2 separate regions of the Homo sapiens genome follow, and region 1 is linked to region 2. The links are chromatin contacts, found by Hi-C or POLR2A ChIA-PET in ENCODE. All regions are on one chromosome and are shown on one strand. The core of a region is the stretch at or near the end of the contact, and the rest is flanking DNA. Distances in the headings are between cores, read along the strand shown. Region 1 has its middle 14 kb from the start of C11orf91. Region 2 overlaps KIAA1549L (KIAA1549 like).

Region 1 (6,245 bases), core at 3,200-5,699, 54 kb after region 2:
CTGCAAGTTAGTCCTGCCTTCTATCTGCCATCTTCCTTCTAAAAAAAAAGCTGGTTTTTATCCTGTTAATCATTAATCTTTCATTTAACTGGAAACTGGAACTATCTAGAAGCACTGATAGAACCTTCCCCATAGCCATCCCTTCAGTCCTTCATAGGTTGAGGAGATGTTTCCTGAGCACCTGCTGTGTTTCAGACACTGTGCCAGGAGACAGGGACTCAGTGAATGGGACACAGCTCCTGCCCCTCACAAAGCTCACAGTCAAGGAAGATTGATCCTTGAGACACAAAGCCCAACCTATTAAGGGCTCACCATTCATTCAGTGCCATTTCTTCCTCATAAAAGCCAAATGAAAACTGACATCTTCTTTCTGGAAGCGTTTAAGTCTAGAAAAGGACAGGCTCTACTGTTGCATCTTCCAATTATGTGACACAGCTTTCCTTCCCAATTATCTTTAACCAATTAGTAAGATGTCCACAGTATCCCCAGGGGGAAGAGAGAAAATTGCCAATGCGAAGAAGCAACAAGCGTTACAAACCCAAATTTCAGAGCTGTCACCACCAAATGAAATCAGGAACCCAAGTGTAAAGAAGAAATAACCAATTTGCGAACTATACATGCAATCCAAATGAAAATTCAGGAACCATGTACTTTATGAATGAAGCCACAGTACACTGAACACTCTCATTTTGAATTGCTCATATCAATAAAATGCCATTCAGAATGTACCAGATTATTAATGTATGGGTTTTGGTTTTTATCCATCCTCTCAAATATAGTGCTCTGTGGAGCAAATCTAAATAGGCGAACCAAGTAGCGCTTTGCAGTGATACCATTCTTTGCTGCCTTAGTCTGTGTAGCTTAGTTGGCATTGTGTTGGGTTTTTCTTGCCACATTTGCATATGAAATAAAGCACATTGTCTCACTGGTAATTCGCCTTCCAAGGTGTAAGCAGATATTTGTGTTCACAGTTTGTCTTTTCCCTTAATACTTCTTTCTCCATTCCTCATAAGGAAGAGATTTTAACAAGTGTTTACAATATTCTCAGAATATTAGACATTGCCACATGATGAAGTGATATATCTTGCTGTTTTTGAAGTGATAGAATCCCAGACTCTGAGTTGAAAGGGAATCTAGTGAAGATTCTGTCCTTCACACTCCAGTCATCACAGGATAAACCTCATGACCTCTGTACACAATGTTACTCCCCTCGTCAGAGATTAAGCAGGACTAGAGCTTCGGAAAAGCAGACAGTCAAAATGAGAGGAAGTGGAGCAGAGAGAGGAGAAGATCAGGAAAAGAGAGCTTTTGAATGCAATTTAATAGAGAAAAAGAAAAAGGCACTATAGTTACCCTGGGATGGGGGCTGGGGGGTTACAAGTTTGTTGTGCTTTTTTAATACTTTATAGTTTAGGATTGTTTTCATTTTTAATTACATATAGGAAAAGAGGGCACTAAAATCTTTTCAGTTTGGGGCCTGATAAGGTTTTACTGTAGCTCCGAATCTATGTCATGACCACTGTTATTACACTTTAAAGGGATCCCAATCTTGGGATTTGACATCATCCAGACCTAGGTTTAGAACCTTGCCTTTACTACATTCTAGCTGTGTTACTTTGGGCAATTCATGTCCCCTCTCTGAGCCTTATCTGTGAAATGTGCAGTCAATGAGGTGACTGTAGAAGGGGAAGGAGAGAGTGCACCATTCACAACTGCATGGCACTCAACAAGTATGATGAATTATTGTTATTTATGGAGCCTCTGTTTGAATACTTGTACACAATGTTGCTCCCCTCGTCAGAGATTAAGCAGGACTAGAACTCACTTTCTCACCACAGCCAATGCATCACCCATTGATCACCCAGAAGGAGTGACTCCTCTACTCAGCCTCATCCGACTCATCTGCTATGGACAACCTCCCTTTTCAACAGCCTCCAGCACAGTGGGCTCAGGACACCTAGGGAGAGATGAATGGTGCTGTGAAAGGAAGAGCCCTTCATCATCCGGCCATGATGAGACAAGCTGGAACCAGCTGGAGCTGTGCTGCAGATTCCACATGCTCTTTTGGTTACAGCCTCATCATGCCTAGGAATCATTCTGAGTAACCAGCTCACCAGGAGTATAATACCCTGGTCCCAGCAACCCTGGAAAAGATCTGGGCTTGGTGGGTTAAAGATCTGGCAGCAAGAACGGTCAGCTCTGTAAGAGTGGCATGGAATTCTGGCTGGGCATGGTGGCTCACACCTGTAATCCCAACACTTTGGGAGGCCAAGCCAGGAGGATCACTTGAGGCCAGTAGTTCAAGACCAACCTGGGCAGCATAGTGAGATCCTGTCTCTATAAAAAAAAAAATAATTGCAACAGCCAGGCATGGTGGTATGTGGCTGTAGTCCTGGCTATTCAGAAGGGAGGATCACTTGAGCCCAGGAGTCTGAGGCTACAGTGAGCTATGATAGCATCACTGCACTGTAGTCTGGGCCACGGAGCAAGACTCTATCAAAAAAAAAAAAAAAAAATGACATGGAACTCACTCCTAGAATCATATGGTAAGCTCATGGAAAATAAGATTATATTTGGGGAAAATCCATAAGTCTCCTCCTGTACCAGCTCAAGGACAGTGTCGTTAAAGTGATGCATGTGCATGATTTGCATGTGATGAAATCAGGAGGGAACTTGCCCGTCCCCACTCTGGAGTCCATACCCTTGGCAATTAAGACGTTTGCCCACACAAACATTCTCCATATCAGCTGGCTGCTGTGGGCTAAAGGACAACAGGGAAAATATAATAGTTTGAAGCCAGTCACTGAAGAAAAGAGCTAAGAGTTTAAGACTTCAGGCTTTGGAGTGGCTCAGCCACATCCTAGCTAGATGCCTCTCGATGCCTCTATAAAATGGGGGCTGGGGCCATTTTCCTCATGTGTTGGGATGTAAATATTGATGAGATGCTGTATGTAGGGTGCTGAGCCCAGGGCCTGGCACTTGGCAATTCCTCAGTAGCTGGCAATTGCTAGCTGGCAGGGCTTGGGAGAAGCTCCAAGGGTGTCTCTAACCCCCTGACTGGACTCTCCTGTGCTCAGACACCACCACATCTTTTCCAGTGCTCTAACGGGCCCGTTAGAATGGTTGCATTAAACAGACTATAAAATGACATCAGTCCCTGAAATGCACCTAAAATAAACAGTTATTATGGACTGGATTGGGGAGGGCGCAGTGGACAATTCATATTTGCACATCATCCTTGTTTCTGTGTAGCAGGTTACACAATCTCTGCCAAGAGCCTGCTCATATACACGCATGCATACACCCAAACACGCATACTCACATGCCACACACTGGACAAGTGGGCCTATTCTGATTGTCCAGTGACTCTTCCTAAGTCACCTCCAAGAGAGAGAAGAAGGGACCTGGATTCCTGGAGGACTGCACAGAAGAAGAAGCTGCCAGCTGGAGCCTTGCAGGGAGGGAATAGGCTCAGCCATTGACCCCCTGTGTCAGCTTCAGCAGTGACTTCATTTCCCTGAGCCTATTTCTTCATTTATAAAGATGTGCCATTTTGCCTGCCCCCACAACAGTTAACTCTGGAAATCAAGCCTGCATGAAATCCCAAATATTACCTCTTCCCAGACTCAACACAATCTAATCAATTAAGAGGGGAAACTGCAGATATATTCTTCTATTCAGATCTGAGCTGTCCACTATGGTAGTTACCAATAGCCACGTGCCTATTTCAAGTTAAATTTAAATAACTAAAGTGAAATAAAGTTTAAAATTCACTTTCCCAGTTGCACTAGCCACATGTTAAAAACTCAATAGCTACATGTGTCTGATGGTCACCATAGTAAATGGCACTGATATAGAACATTTCTGCCATTTCAGAAAGTTCTATTGGACAGTGCTAAGATCATCCCAACATTAATGGCTAGTAATAACGACAGACAATAAAAAGATAAACAATAGTCTATATAAATAGATATATGTCTGAATAATAGGAACTAGGTAGACAAACAGAAGAGTACACAAAAACTAGAAATACATTGTAGATAATGCTATGAACTGAATTGTGTCCCCCGCTAAATTCATATATTGAAGCCCTAACCCCCAAAGTGATGGGATTTGGAGACAGAAACCTTAGACAGAGAATTATGTTTAAATGAGGTCATGAGGGTGGGGCCTTCATCATGGGATTAGTGCCCTTATAAGAAGAGAAAGAGACACCAGAGCTCTCTCTTTGCCATATGAGGACTCATGAAGAAGGTAGCCATCTCCAAGCCAGAAAGAGTCCTCAACAGGAACCAAATCAGCCAGCAGGTTAATCTTGGACTTCCCGGCTTCCAGAACAGTGAGAAATGAATGTCTGTTTTTTAAGCCACCCAGTCTGTGGCATTTGGTTACAGCAGCCCAAGCAGACCAATACACATAGTAAGAGTCAATGAGTTCAGCCCAGCTTCTCTTGTTCATGTGAACTGAACTTTTCATCTTGAAACCAGTTCTACAAAGAGCAGATTTTCCCTGGGTGAGTAAGATGTGGCTCTCAGCAGACAGCCACCTGCAGGCCTCTGGGAAAGGCCAGGTGCTGTGCCTGTTTATTTTTGCAATGAAAGCCTTCAATGGCTGTAGTGTCTCCTCCTCCCAAAAGGTTTCTAAATTGGATTTTTCCCTAGGTTATAATGAACAGGCTAATAAATGTCAGCCCTGGATGTGAGAGGACTAGAAAGGGGAGACCGTTTCATCCCATGTCTAAATCCATGCTGCCACCTGGTGGATCCCACTATAAGAGAAATGTGGGGATTTTGTGTTAATGACCAGAAACCTTGTTGCAAATTGCCCAGTGAACCCAAAGAGGCAAAGATGATGGTGAGCATTAGCTGTTTGTCACATCATGAGCTGAGCAGTTTACATACATATCTCAGGTAACTGGCAACAACCCCAGGCTGGGGGAATTATTGTGCGCCTTTTCCAGATGAGAAAAAGGGCCTAGAGAGTTAAGAATCTATTTTTTTTTTGAAAGAACAATTGGATGAATAAATGAGTAAACAAAGGAGTAAATGAATGCAGGCTTAGTTTATATGCATTGTTTTCAGAGTTACAGAATGTTTGTACTGGATTCAGGTAAACTCTGAAATGACAGTGATAATCCTGGCTGACTCTGTGAATGAGTAGATGGAATAATTAACATCTATTGAGTACTGGCTTTGGACTATGCATTGTTCTGAGTACTTCATACATATTAACTTACTTCAACCTTATAGCAACCTATGAAGTGGGGGTACTATATAATCTCCTCATTTTATAAATGACGAAACAAAGACACAAAGGTTAAGCAGTTTGTCCAAAGTCACACAGCTGGTGTGTGCTGGGATTTCAACCCAGGCAGTATGACCCCAGATCCAGCAATTATATACCACTTCTCAGATAAAAAGAGCTGTCTTAGGCCTGTCTCTGAATCTTGGTAAAGAACTCAAGGTACATCTTGACCCCATCCCCAAGCCTGTCATAAAGGCACTTGGCCCAGATGAGTCCCAGGATATTGCATCTAGATCATCCTTTCTTATCATTTTATGCAATTGACGTTTCCACCATAAGTCAAACCACAAGGCTGAGACTGCATTTTCCCCTCTATCCGCAGCCAGCAACGTGCTCCTTAAGCACATGGAGTGTCCACTTTGTGCAAAACCGTGTGCTCAGGATGACGATGATGACAACACAGGCCCTACCCTTAAGAAGATCGCAGTCGAGCTAGGGAGACATACTGATGGGCTATTATAATCCAGGTAGTAAGTCCCAGGAAAGGGGATGCCCAGAGTACAAAGGGAGCTCAGAGAAGGGACACATAGCCCAGACTGGGGACTGGAATCAGGGAAGGCTTCCTGGAGGAAGTGACATCCATGCTGTTGGGAGAGGAGCACTTCCCTTCAGCTTCCTTCCAAGAGCAGTACGGGAGTCCTGGCCTCTTCCTGCCTCTTTACCCGCCCAATGCCCAGTGATGGATGGGGACTTGTGATTCATAATTTGGGGAAGAATAAACTGGGCATACTTAGCCACACCCTGCCATTCCTCCTGGCTTAAGTAAAGAGAGTGACTGGCAATGGGTGTCTTTGATAATGAGCAACAGAAACTAAACTAAGGGAAACTAAGAAAGGTGTCGTCCGAACATTTAGAAGGAAAGGAATGAGGTGTTGCCACTGGACAACTCAGCTCCAACTACCATTTCTTGGGGAGAAAATATGAGAGACGGAGAGCAGCCT
Region 2 (5,358 bases), core at 2,621-5,120:
ACGTAGTTCTCGAGCCTTGGTTTTCAGCTCCATCAGCTCCTTTAAGCACTTCTCTGTATTGATTATTCTAGTTATACATTCTTCTAAATTTTTTTCAAAGTTTTCAACTTCTTTGCCTTTGGTTCGAATGTCCTCCCGTAGCTCGGAGTAATTTGATCGTCTGAAGCCTTCTTCTCTCAGCTCGTCAAAGTCATTCTCCGTCCAGCTTTGTTCCGTTGCTGGTGAGGAACTGCGTTCCTTTGGAGGAGGAGAGGCGCTCTGCTTTTTAGAGTTTCCAGTTTTTCTGCTCTGTTTTTCCCCATCTTTGTGGTTTTATCTACTTTTGGTCTTTGATGATGGTGATGTACAGATGGTTTTTTGGTGTGGATGTCCTTTCTCTTTGTTAGTTTTCCTTCTAACAGACAGGACGCTCAGCTGCAGGTCTGTTGGAGTACTGGACCGTGTGAGGTGTCAGTCTGCCTCTGCTGGGGGGTGCCTCCCACTTAGGCTGCTCAGGGGTCAGGGACCCACTTGAGGAGGCAGTCTGCCCGTTCTCAGATCTCCAGCTGCATGCTGGGAGGACCACAGCTCTCTTCAAAGCTGTCAGACCGGGACATTTAAGTCTGCAGAGGTTACTGCTGTCTTTTTGTTTGTCTGTGCCCTGCCCCCAGAGGTGGAGCCTGCAGAGGCAGGCAGGCCTCCTTGAGCTGTGGTGGGCTCCACCCAGTTCGAGCTTCCCGGCTGCTTTGTTTACCTAAGCAAGCCTGGGCAATGGCGGGCGCCCCTCCCCCAGCCTCGCTGCCACCTTGCAGTTTGATCTCAGACTGCTGTGCTAGCAATCAGCGAGACTCCGTGGGCGTAGGCCCCTCCGAGCCAGGTGCGGGATATAATCTCCTGGTGCGCCATTTTTTAAGCCTGTCGGAAAAGCGCAGTATTCGGGTGGGAGTGACCCGATTTTCCAGGTGCCGTTTGTCACCCCTTTCTTTGACTAGGAAAGGGAACTCCCTGACCCTTTGCGCTTCCCGAGTGAGGCAATGCCTCGCCCTGCTTCGGCTCATGCATGGTGCGTGCACCCAGTGACCTGCGCCCACTGTCTGGCACTCCCTAGTGAGATGAACCCGGTACCTCAGATAGAAATGCAGAAATCACCCATCTTCTGCGTCGCTCACGCTGGGAGCTGTAGACCGGAGCTGTTCCTATTTGGCCATCTTGGCTCCTCCCGATTTAAGAGATTTTCAAGGGCTTTTCTCTACATGATTTTTACCTACTCTGCTGGCTGGCATTAGCATTAGCATCTAAGCTTTGTATGAGATTCCACTGTATCAACCCGTGTGAGGCTCTGTGGAGAAGGGAAAGATGTATTAATTTTCGTGCATGGCCAGGTAATTACTAGTGGAGGAGAGAGGTGGAGGCACGTGCAACGTACTGTGGCAATGAACTTGGATGGGAAGAGGAAGTGCTCCTGAGGGTTTGTTCCTTCCTGTCTGTCCCACAGCCACTGCCCAGTACTGTCTCCATTACTCACCACTGCTGAAGCTGCCAGACAGCTGCCAGGGACATCCTTCTAAAACACACACTCTTGTTCAAAATCCTCCAGGAGCTCCCCATAGCTTTGGAGATAAAACTCAGACTCTAAGCTCCCAGCTCAGCACTTTTCTGCTCTGGCTGGCCCAGATGTGCCCTTCTAGCTGACGCGTGTTACTCCTTCAACCACCCCCTTGGCTCCAGCCTGAACACCTTCCCCAAACTTGTCCTGTGGTTTCTCATCTCCGGGTTTTTGCATGCATGCATCACTCCGCCTGGAATCTCCCTTCCCACCTGCTTCATCCAGGCCCAGGCTGCTCAGCCTCCTCGCTGTTAACACTTAGGGCTGTAGAGTTTCTTCATATGGTGCGCTGTCCTGTACGTTACAGGGTTTTTAGCAGCATCCGTGGTCTCTACCTATGCCTGAGGTGCCAGAAGCCCCTCCCAGTTGTGACAACCAAAATACGTCTCCAGGCATTGCAGATGTCCCCTGGTGGTCAAACCTGCTCCTGGCTGAGAACTACTGACCTAAGCAATGCTTTTGGAACTTGGTTTAAACATGACCTTCCCCAGCACCTTTTCCTGGCCCCTATGCCTATGGGCCCCTCCTTTGTGTTCCAGTAGCCCCTGATACCCCAATCAAAGCCTTCACCTCCAACTTCCATTAGTTAGTTCACTTGTGTTATTTCCCCATGCAACTCCTCGAGGACAGGAGTCATGTTTTATTTATCCTTGAAACCACAGCACTCGGAATAGTAACTGGCACACAGTAGATGCGGTGTCTCTATTTGTTGGGCAAATGAACAAACAAGTGTGTCAAACAGAAGAGGTGACTCCTGAGCTGAGACTTGAAAAAATGGGTCACGTTTCTAGCTCTGAGCCAAATACACATTAGATTTGACGGAATATCAAAACCATAGGCTGATGTCCATTGCCATTTGGAGTTCACTGTGAATGGTGGTTATCCACTAAAATCCTTTGGCAAAAGCAACAGAAACTCCAACTTAAACGATCTTAAAACATGAACAGGGTGAATTGTTTACGGTAAATCCAGGCATGGTTTGGTTGGGGCCCCAGTCTGTTCCTCTGCATTATACACAGGTCTGTGTTCCCTTGTGTGTTGGCTGTATCCACAGGTGGACTCTGGTAAGAAATCCCAGGCCTCATATCTACATCCTGTATGGACCAGTGCAAGAGGGAATTCTCTTTTCCCAACCTCAAGACAAGGTTTATGGGTTTTACTCTGACTGAGCCATCATATGCCAAGTGTCCAGCCCTTCATGAATCACTGTAGCAGTGAATGCGGGGAGATTACACTGATTAATTTAACTTGGTCAGGCCCCATCGATGGAGCTGGGGCAGCTTAGTCCCAGCTAGCCCCCCTGGCTGAAACACAGGGAGAGAAGGAGATGGATGCTGAGGCCATCACAGTGCCTGCTACAGTACCTGCTGCTTGAGGAACACTTGTAGTTGGACTTTTTTATTTAGAGAGACAGATCTTGCTCTGTTGCCCAGGCTGGAGTACAGTGACATAATCACAGCTCACTGCAGCCCCAACCTCCTTGGCTCAGGCGAGCCTCCCTCCTCAGCCTCCCAAGTAGCTAGAACTACTACTACCATACCTGGTTAATTTTTAATTTTTATTTATTTATTTATTTATTTTTGTAGAAATGGGGTCTCCCTATGTTGCCCATAGAGGCTGGCCTAGAACTCCTGGCTTTGAGCAATTTTCCCACCTCAGCCTCCCAGAGTGCTGGGATTATAAACATGAGCACTGTGTTGGGCATTTTAAGGAACACACCCAACAGTCTCCTCCACGTCACTCTTCCCTCCAGTTTCAGCCTGTTGTCATCTTTGTGTTTTTTGTCGTTGTTGTTTGTTTTTGAGACAGAGTTTCATTCTTGTTGCCCAGGCTGGAGTGCAATGGTGTGGTCTCAGCTCACTGCAACCTCCACCTCCTGGGTTCAGGCGATTCTCCTGTCTCAGCCTCCCAAGTAACTGGGATGACAGGTGCCCACCACCATGCCCAGCTTTTTTTTTTTTTTTTTTTTTTTTTTTTTTTGTATTTTTAGTAGAGACAGGGTTTCACCATGTTGGCCAGGCTGGTCTTGAACTCCTGACCTCAGGTGATCTGCCCGCCTCTTTCTCCCAAAGTCCTGGGATTTTTACAGGTGTGAGTCACTGCGCCCAGCCCTCTTGTCATCTTTGGTTGGCCCATTCTGAAGGGAAAGATCAGCGTGGTGTTGTGTAACGACTGCTATTCACTGTGAGCTCGGGAAGTCCAGGCTACAGTCAGAGGTTCATGTTTTAGACACAGATAGAGTGACAGAGGGATTTTGTGCATCCGTCTGGTTTTTTCAAGAGCTGAAGAGGTGAAAGGGCAGACTTGAGTGGATGGCGGGGAGAGCCTGTTTGTGATGGAATAGTGCTAACTCACGGGAGAGATCCTCCCAGTGTCCTCGCTCCCTGCAGTGCCAGCTCAGCTAAGATGAAAAAAAGCAGGTGATGACTCACCTAGAAAGCAAAACGCGAATTAGCTTTCCAAGAGAGAAAGCCATTCTGATATGTTTACTTTCGGGTGGATTCCTTTTGAAGAGGTGTTTTTAATTATGACTGTGGTTTATATATTGTTCTTGAAGTTCACAGGTAGTACAGTGTAGGGGCTGTGCTCATAGCCTCTGGAGCTAGGCTACTTACAAGCTACGTGAAGTTAGGCCAGTTACCTTCCTATCTGCGCTTTAGTGTTCTCATCTGTAAAATGGGGATACCAGTGGTACCTACTTTATGAGGATGTTGTGGAAATTAAATGAGCTAATGCAGACAAAGCATGTAGAAAACAGGCGGTGAACATTAGCTATTATAACTCCCCAGGAGGGAGAGGGCGATACTCCCCTTTTCCTGTTTCTTTTCTAGCAGTTACTACTCTGTTTTTGTTGTTGTTGTTGTTGTTTTGAGACAGAGTCTCATTCTGTCGCCCAGGCTGGAGTGCAGTGGCATGATCTCAGCTCACTGCAACTTCTGCCTCCCGGGTTCAAGCAATTCTCCTGCCTTAGCCTCCTGAGTAGCTGGGATTACAAGCATGCACCACCATGCCCAGCTAATTTTTGTATTTTTAAGAGAGGCAGGGTTTCACCAGGTTGGGCAGGCTTATCTGGAACTCCTGACCTCAAGTGATCCACCCACCTCGGCCTCCCAAAGTGCTGGGATTACAGGTTTGAACCACCACGCCCGGCCTGCGCTTACTGCTCTGAATTGTGTCACACACCAAAGAGAGGACTGCATTCCTCCAAGGGTGCCTTTCTCCAGCATGACTGGACAAGAGATGGGCCGTAGTACAAGGCCACACTTCCAGAGATGACCTTTAAGGTAATGTTTTTGCAAACACAGGGTGGGACAGTGGTTGCAACTCAAGGCAAATGGATCTTGTGGGCTGCTCAGTAATTGAATTTCCCCTGCTCCTTAGAGAGCAACAAGTTATGGGGGGAGAAAGACGGGAAGTTGAGCTGGCACCTAAGACTTCTGTTACACGGGGAAGATGTTTTGCTTTAGGGGCAGTGAGTAATGCTGAGAGCATTGGAGCACCTTCTTTTATCCTTGTCTGTCCCATCTTCATAGTCTCAGTGGAGACTCTGATTATGAGTCACTCTCTGAAAGGTCCTCTCTGAAAGAGGATGTCCCTATTTCCTTAGAAGTCTATGAGAGACCCTTTATATGTCTTTTCTACTGAACTGAAACACAGAAACAGCATGCTGTCCTCACATCCTCATAGCCCTGGAGTGATCGTAGATCATCCTTTGGAAGGGCCATCAGAATGAAATTTGAAATTTTGCTGAAAAAATTTTTTTTAATTCCATT

What was found. A loop is a pair of places that touch in the nucleus more often than their neighbours do. ChIA-PET counts read pairs that join two places held with the same protein, here RNA polymerase II (POLR2A). Pooled maps may share reads with other maps.
Region 1: a map of PC-9 shows a loop between it and region 2 (14-fold over the local background). The contact joins two enhancer-like sites. A Hi-C loop is called at or near these places in 7 of 168 maps with a recorded cell type or tissue (HCT116, MCF 10A, PC-9 and 3 more) and 9 of 50 pooled maps. POLR2A ChIA-PET finds 5 or more read pairs at or near these places in 9 of 52 experiments (A549, BJ, HCT116 and 6 more).

Annotation. Positions count from the first base shown.
Region 1 is chr11:33,683,327-33,689,571 of GRCh38, forward strand. No RefSeq gene overlaps it. Among named protein-coding and RNA genes, the nearest start is that of C11orf91, 14 kb to the right of the region's middle. Within about 2 kb of position 4,450, at least 3 of the 41 ENCODE cell types and tissues checked have a DNase peak (open chromatin) inside an H3K27ac peak, as active enhancers do; they include PC-9 and mammary epithelial cell, where a contact is called at or near this core.
Region 2 is chr11:33,629,606-33,634,963 of GRCh38, forward strand. All of the region lies in intron 16 of KIAA1549L (KIAA1549 like), which reads left to right. Among named protein-coding and RNA genes, the nearest start is that of C11orf91, 69 kb to the right of the region's middle. Within about 2 kb of position 3,871, at least 4 of the 41 ENCODE cell types and tissues checked have a DNase peak (open chromatin) inside an H3K27ac peak, as active enhancers do; they include PC-9 and mammary epithelial cell, where a contact is called at or near this core.